Regions from separate parts of the Homo sapiens genome. Here region 1 is linked to region 2. Evidence: read pairs that join two places in POLR2A ChIA-PET (ENCODE). Cell type or tissue: HepG2. All regions are shown on one strand. Region 1 has its middle 12 kb from the start of HYI. Region 2 holds the start of C1orf210 (chromosome 1 open reading frame 210).

What was found. Peaks named below come from ENCODE experiments on the same cell type or tissue, not always from the same donor. Only the 100,000 strongest peaks of a DNase experiment are listed, where the experiment ranks them.
Region 1: POLR2A ChIA-PET joins it to region 2 with 6 read pairs; 2 of 35 experiments call an interaction of 5 or more read pairs at or near these places.

Annotation. Positions count from the first base shown.
Region 1 is chr1:43,463,975-43,467,974 of GRCh38, forward strand. No RefSeq gene overlaps it. Among named protein-coding and RNA genes, the nearest start is that of HYI, 12 kb to the left of the region's middle. In HepG2, no CTCF peak of the experiment used is centred here; DNase peaks (open chromatin) are centred at 937 and 1,997; H3K4me3 peaks cover 550 bases.
Region 2 is chr1:43,283,956-43,287,955 of GRCh38, forward strand. C1orf210 (chromosome 1 open reading frame 210) reads right to left here and starts at 1,626. Exons shown (of 3, transcript NM_182517.3): 1 at 1,489-1,626. RefSeq lists enhancers at 1,607-2,165, 2,166-2,723. In HepG2, no CTCF peak of the experiment used is centred here; a DNase peak (open chromatin) is centred at 1,946; H3K4me3 peaks cover 1,327 bases; H3K27me3 peaks cover 589 bases.

The sequences.
Region 1 (4,000 bases), 180 kb after region 2:
ATAAAATCAGGCCAGGCACAGTGGCTCATGCCTGTAATCCCAGCACTTTGGGAGGCCAAGGCGGGTGGATTATTTGAGATCAGGAGTTCGAGACCAGCCTGGCCAACATGGTGAAACCACGCCTCTACCAAAAATACAAAAATTAGCCGGGTGTGGTGGTGAGCTCCTGAAGTCCCAGCTACTTGGGAGGCTGAGGCAGGAGAATCACTTGAACCCAGGAGCCAGAGGTTGCAGTGAGCCAAGATCATGCCACTGTACTCCAGCCTGGATGACAGAGCAAGACTCCATCTCAAAAATAAAAAAATAGAAATAAAAAATCAATTTACCTTATTGTGCTCTCTCGCTTTAGCCAGTCTTTTAACTGTGTTTATATTAAAAATATGTTTTTATTGTTTCCCTACTGATAGATAACAATATTGTTTCCAAATCCTTACTGTAACAAGCAATACACATCCCTGTATATGCTTTCTTGTGGCATACAAATATGCGTATTTCTCCAGCTTAGGTCTCCATAAGTGGGCTTTCTGGGTCAAAGGATATGCACATTTAAGGTTCAAATTCACTGCCAAATTGTCCTTCAGCTTTATCAACTTATATGCCTACTAACAACCCCTAAGAGTGTCTGTTTCCCTACGTCTTCATCAACACTGGATAACATCAGTCTTTAAAATGTTTACCAACCTGAAGGGGAAAAAAACATTTGTAAGAATCAAGTCCTCAACTATTCCTGAGGTTGAACATCTCTCCAGATATTTATTGGCCATTAGTATCTGGATAGATGTTCAACCTCAGGAGTCATAATAATAAAAATTCTGTGAGTTGCTTATTTGAAGTCTTTGTCCCCCTTCTTTTTTTTTTTTTTTTTGTAGAGATAAGATTTCACTCTGTCGCCCAGGCCGGAGTGCAGTGGCACAATTGTAACCTTGAACTCCCGGACTCAAGCAATCCTCCCTACTCAGCTTCCAAAGTAGCTGAGATTACAGGAGCACACCAGCTAATTTTTATATTTTTTTGTAGAGATGGGGTCTTGCTATATTGCCCAGGCTAGTCTCAAACCACTGGCCTCAAGTGATCCTCCCACCTCAACCTCTCGAAGTGCTGTGATTACAGACGTGAGCCACTGTGCTTGGCTATCAGTTGGATTCTCAGTGTTTAATTAATCAGTTTAGAGGCGTTCTTCATAAAAATTCTGGATATTAAGCCTTTGGTTGTTTTTGCTTATCTTTTGATTTTATTTAAAGTGTCATTCACTATTCAAAATATTGGCACTCTCGGGACTGTTCCTTTGTGGAAGGAGTCTTCGAGAATAAAGCTCCTGGCCTCTTGCCCCACCTTCCCAGTCTTACCCTGGGGATGGGGAGTGACTCAACTGGTGGGTAACTTTGGCAGAAGAAGAAGCCGAAACGCTCAGCTCAGCTGCATCCTCCCTCCCCTCTGTGAAAAAGCATGCACCCTGCTCTGCCTCCATGCCTGCCCGCAAGTTTTACAGGAGCCGGCCCTTGCGGTTGACCTCAGGAGTGAAATATTAGCAAACCTGCCTGCCTAGCAGACCTAAGCCATATTGTCCAGTATCAGTTTTGATGGTAATAAAAGTAATATTTGTATTTCCATCTGCCACATTCCTGTGTCTATCTCTTAATAGGTTCTTGAATCAGTCAGAGTCCAAACAAAAAACAGATGGCACGCTCAAATTAGGATAATTCAGGAGATTTAATAACAGGACTATTTATGAAGGTGTGGGCAGAACCTAGAGGAGATACAGGGGATACTGCAGCAATCTAGGGCCTACAAGGGTGATGGGGGGCGCAGGAGTTACTGGAATCCAGGAGGAGAGAGTCATAGCTGCCCTCAGAGGAGCAGAAGCCCCTGGCTGTGGAACACAGGTGGCCAAGGCAAGCCTACAAGGAGGAAGCCCGATAAATAAGTGACCTGACCTTACTCTCTTTCCTCCCTCTAATCTTCTGCTAGGCCTCCCTGCTTGATAAAGCAAACAGAGCCAAAGGGCAAGGGAAGCCATTGATGTAACCAACACAGGTCCATCTACTTGGGCAGAGAGAGAGGAGGAAAGAGATCTGGGGGCATAAATAGAATATATCTGGCACAGTTCTCTTTCTTCCCTCAGTATACACTTTCATCTTTGATACGGGTGAAAAATTCATGTCCTCATCAAAGGGAATGCACAAAGTCCCATTGGCTACTGTTTTATCAAGAGGCAATCTCAATCTGGCATAATTCCCCCTGAAACCTAGAGCATGACTGCCACTGGTGTTCTTCAAATAAGGAATTGGGTAAAAGTGAGGCGCGGTGTGGCAGGCAGAATTCAGAGATAGCATCCCCAAATTCCTGCACCTTCCAGTGCCACACACCTTCTCCCAGTTATTCAATCAAACACAAATCAAGGGGCTGCTGTGATGGGATTTTGCAGAGGCAATTGAGTTCTCAAATCAGTTAGAAAAGAGAGGTTATCCTGGGTAAATCTGACCTAATTGGGTTAGCCTTTAAAAGGAACTGGGCTCTTCCTGGTGGAAGAGATTTGAAGTGTGATACATGAAAAATTCTCCATTGGTGGCCTTGAAGATGGAGAGGGCTTTGTGGCAAGGAGTGTAGGTGGTTTCAGTGAGCTAAGAGCAGCCCCTGGCTGACAGCCAGCAAGGAAATGGAGCCTCAGTTCTCTAGCCACAGGAACTGAATTCTGCCCCAATCGTGTGAGCTTGGAAAAGGACCCTGAGCTCCAGATGAGAAGGTAGCCCATGCCGCACAAGGATTTTAGTCCTGTGAGACCCTGAGCAGAGAATCCAGCCATGTACACCAGGCCTAGATTTCTGATGTACAAAACCGTGAACTAATAAATGGGTATGGCTTTAAACAGCTTAACTTGTGATAATTTGTTATATAACCCTAGAAACTAATACAGGAGGCCAGGAGCATGCCTGTAATCCCGCAGCACTTTGGGAGGCCGACACAGAAGGAGAGCTTGAACCCAGGAGTTCAAGACCACCCTGAGCAACATAGTGAGACCCCATCTCTACAAAAAGAAAAAACATTAGCTGGGTGTGATGGGGCACACCTGTAGTCCCAGCTACTTGGGAGGCTGAGGTGGGAAGATCACTTGAGCCTGAGAGGTTGAGGCTGCAGTGAGCCAAGGCTGCACCACTGCATTCCAGCCTGGGTGATAGTGAGACCCTTTCTAAAAAGAAAAAAAGAAGAAGAAGCTAATACAGGCAGCAAACAGTAAGGTAACATAAAACCAGTTTTTATAGTCCCCATTTCCATAGCTGGGAATGGGGCCTAAACTGCTAATCACCTCTGCCTTCTTCCATCACTTGATCCAGGTTCCCTTTTTCCTCATCCAGCACCTCAGATGGATGGGTGTCTTTACCTAGTGAAATGACCCTAACATTCTTTCTTGTAGGATTTGAATCTTTGATGGTCTTGACGTTATTGGGTTGTCACAGTTTTCCACTGACCAGGACTTTAGAGCGAGAGAGGACTAAGAGGTGCCCTAAACATATACCAGCAACACAATTATCCCCTGAGAATCAGGACCAATTGCCCCAGTGAAGAAAGAAGTCTTCTTATTTGTCTGTTCACTGGAACAATGGTCATTTTTCCTGGTAGAAGAATTACCACTTTGAACACTAGGACCTTCAGATCCATGGAGCCTAAGATTGCAAGGATACTCTTTAAGCCTTTAAGTGGATTATTAGGTATGATAGTGAGAGGGACCACTCCCACCACTATCCCTTTGTTCTTACACCTATGCAGCCTGGCTATGGGCACCATATGTTGACTTCTGATTGAAAGCATACACTGTACCCTATGAGAGAGCACCCCCACATTGGAGGGTGTTGCCTTCCAGAGGGCACTGTAATGAGCCTTTAGTAATCTGTTTCACCATTCTCTCAAGCTACTTGCTTCCAAGTTGTTGCAGGATCCTTGGGGTGTTGCCTTTCTGGCTGGAAACCTCTGTGGCGAGTAGTGTCTTTGCCCAAGTTTTGCT
Region 2 (4,000 bases):
TGCTGCCCACCTCTACCCTCAGCCCTTCAAGCAAACCCCTGTCCTTTCACCTCTACTCAAAGGAGGCCCACACTCTGCCCCCACAGGGAGGCTCAAGCCAGGGAGTATCCAAATGAGGATCACCTGAATCAGGAAATTATCACCCAGGGCTGGGGACACCTAGAGGAGGAACACTTCAATTAGGGGAGTAGCTGGAGGAAGATCATCCAGGCATGGAAACACCTGTAGGAGGAGCACCTGGATCAAAGGAGTGTCTGGAGGAGGCGCACCTGAATCTGGGGAGTATCTAGAGGAGGAGCATGAAAGTTAGAAGTACCTGGCAGACGAACAGCTAGGGCAGGAGCATATCTGCCAGTGGAGCACCTGAACCAGGGGAGTCCTTGGGGGCAGAGTAGCCGGGCTAGGGAAGTACTTAGGAGAGAAGTTGAGGGGAGTACCCCAGTATATTCTTTGATACAAGTGCCTTCAAACCCCCCCCAACCTCCTCACATCCAACCTGGTATCAATCCCCATCATGTCTTCCACTAAACATCTCTGGAATGACAATACCCTCTTCTCCACCCCACTGCCACAGCTGAGTCCAAGCCACCTTCCTCTTGTACTCTAGCCATAATCTCCTAACTGGGCTCCCCACCTCTGGTCTCTTCCACAGAGTGATGGGCCTACAACCCAAATCTGACCCCATCACTAGCCTGGTTAAAATCCCTTCAAAAGCTCCCCATGCCCCACAGTGCCTTGCAATCCAGCACACGGCCCTCAAGCCAAACTCTTCTTCCTCTTCTCCACAGTTCCCTCCCCAGCACTTCAGACAGACACACATGCCCTCCTCCCACTCACCCACCCTCCTGCTCCCTGGCCACGCCCTCCTCAGTTTTTGGGGCGCCAGTCTGTCAAGGCCAAATCAGACCATACCTGCCTGTGAGGTTGTCCCTGGACCTACCCTGGATGACCTGTCACCATCCTGCCCAGTCAACCACCAGTCAGAACCAGTCATTGCTAGGCGGGCAGCTCCCCGTGGGCAACGGCTGGCTGAAGGATCTGTACCCTGGCGCTGCAGGGAGCTGGGCGTTCAGCCCCTCAGTGTGGTGCTTGTGAAATTAACGAGGGGAGCGTGAGAGTGAATATACAGGTGGGAGCGGGAGAGACGTCCTGGGAAGGAGAGGTCAGCTGCTCATTCATTCCTCAGCCTGCTGTGGGCCTCATCCTAGTACTAGGTCCGCAAAACATGAGAATGTGTTACACTGGAATGAACTGAATTCAATTTGACGTTTCTAAGGTTGTATTCCTATTCCTTTCCTCCCTGCCCTGTGAATTCTTCCCAAGAAGACACACACACACTAACCTTCCAAGGGTGCATATACACTCCCCAACAGGCCTCTGAACTCACAGCCCACACTGATCTGCCCATCCCCCATACGCACAGCCCCTCCCCCCAGGTCACACTTTCCTCCACCAACAAACACCCCTCTGACATGCACAGACACCTACCCCAACTCTGATGTGTAGCTTCCTTCCTGCTGCCAGAAGCCCCTTGGGTACTGTGCAGAGCCTGGGTACCCCCTCCCCGGCCCCCCCGGGCCTTCTCTTCTGTTCCCACCTTCAAGAACTGTGCACAATCCGCGGAGTAAGCTTCCGGCTGGGGCCGGCAGAACCTGGACAGGTGGGCGGGTCAAGGCAGAGCTTGACTCACCTGCGGAGGCAGTGGGCGGGGCTGAAGCTGCAGGTCTGGCAGAGGGCGGGCTGCGGCAGCGCCTCCAGTGGGGAGGGATAATTCTACCTCTCCCCCAAGCTTTTGCCAAGAACTTTATGGGTGTAGACCTCACCCTCACCCCCCAATGCTTGCGGTTTGTACAGCTGGGATCCAGAGAAGCGTCCAGCGGGCCCTAGAGGGGCAGACACCTCAGCAGGCAGGTGCTCAGGTTGATAAACAACTGAACGTCCGGTGACTGGTACAAAGTCCAGAGTTGAAGAGGGAGCTTTGCAGGCCTGTAAGGGTGGTGGGCTGGAACCAGAGCGGGTGGGGAGGGCATTCTTTCCAGGCAAAGCCAGGAGGACCAAGAACACTCCCAAATTGCCTACAAATGTGTGTGTAACTGTGTAGGGGGTGAGGGGTGGATCTGGATGGGGGCTCAGCCTTCATCTGGATCTCAGGATCCCGTGACCCCACAAGCCAGGCTCTGAACCTCTCCCGGGTGCTCTCTGATTCCCTTTAGCTTTACTCCTCGTCTCTGGGCCTGGTGCCCCCTGTTCTTCAAGCTCCAGTTCAGGAATCACCTTCCCTGAGTCCTCCCTCTACCCTGCAAGTCCCCACTCTTCCATGCCCAGAGCACCCACTGTCGCAGCATTCCTCATTATCTTGTGATTATTCGCTCTCCTGGGGTGGGGCCAGGCTTTGACAGCCTGTGGCTCCCAGCACAGTACTGACCCAGGGCAGGCTCCCCGTAACTACCTAAGGGAGGAAGGACCGCACGCGCCAAGGCCTGGAGGCCCCGAATTCGCAAGGATAGGCCGGGCACAGTGGGAGCAAGGGCTGCAGAGAGGCCAAGTATGGTGGCTCACGCCTGTAATCCCAGCACTTTGGGAGGCCAAAGCGGGTTGATTGCTTGAGCCCATGAGCGGAGATCAGCCTGGGCAACATAGGGAGACCCCATCTCTACTAGAAACACAAAAATTAGCTGGGCGTGGTAATGCTCACCTGTAGTCCTAGCTACTGGGGAAGCTGAGGGGGGAGGACTGCCTGAGCCCAGAAGTTTTAGGCTACAGTGAGCCATGATTGCGCCATCACACTCCAGCCTGGGCGACAGAGCAAGACCCTGTCTCAAAAAAATAAAAGGGGGGTACAGAGAGGGGATGCAAACAAGGCATGGTAGAACTGTGGCTGGAAGGTGGGGGCCAGTTCACACTTGGCCCTGAAGATCTTAGGATGAAATCTGAACCCTCAGGGCCATCCCTTCCCACCTTTCCTGCCTCCTCTGCTGCAGCTACACCAAACTATTTTCTATTTTCTTTCTTTTTTTTTTTTTTTTTTTTGAGACAGAGTCACTGTGTCACCCAGGCTGGAGTACAGTGGTGCGATCTCAGCTCACTCCAACCTCCAGCCCCTGGGTTCAAGCGATTCTCCTCCCTCAGCCTCCTGAGTAGCTAGATTACAGGCATGTGCCACCACACCCAGCTAATTTTTGTATTCTTAGTAGAGACGGGTTTTCGCCATGTTGGCCAGGCTGGTCTCGAACTCCTGACCTCAAGCAATCTGCCCGCCTTGGCCTCCCAAAGTGCTGGGATTACAGGCATGAGCCACTGCGCCCAGCCACCAAACTCTTTTCTATTCCCAGAACTCACCATGCCCTCTCCTCTCCCTGGCTCTGCAGGCTCTGCTCCCTTCTCCTGGGACTCCTGCCTTCCCCACTCTCCACTGCACCCCTGCAGATGGTGGCCCTTCTCCCCTATATCCCTGAACATGTGGGGTGTGATTTTCTCTTTAGTTTCCCTGCCAACCTGTAAACTCTGGGAATGGACTCTGCATCTGTCTTGTTTCCATCATATCCCCCATATCTAAAATGGCAAAAGTATACCCTTCTGAAACAAATTTGAGGAAAGAAAGGATTATCCTGGATGGGGCAATGAGGTGCCAAGGAGGGCTTAGGGTTTTACTTTATTTTTGAAGCAAGGAAATCATGAGATTCAACTGATATTCATTGAGCACCTAGCGTGTCCTAGACACTGTGCCAGGTTTTCTTAAATTAAGGTGCTCATATACCATAACCTAATTCATATAACATAAAATTCCCCATGTTAGCCATTTCCAGGCACACGATTCAGTAGTGTTTAGCACACTCATAACGTCATGCAACCATCACTCTAGTTCTAAAACTTCTTCATCACCCCAAAGGGATACCCCTGACCAGTTAAGCAGTATTCCCCGTGTCCCTTTCCCCCTGGCCTCTCACGACCATTACTTTGCTTTCAGTCTCTATGGATTTGCCTGTTCTGGATATTTCAT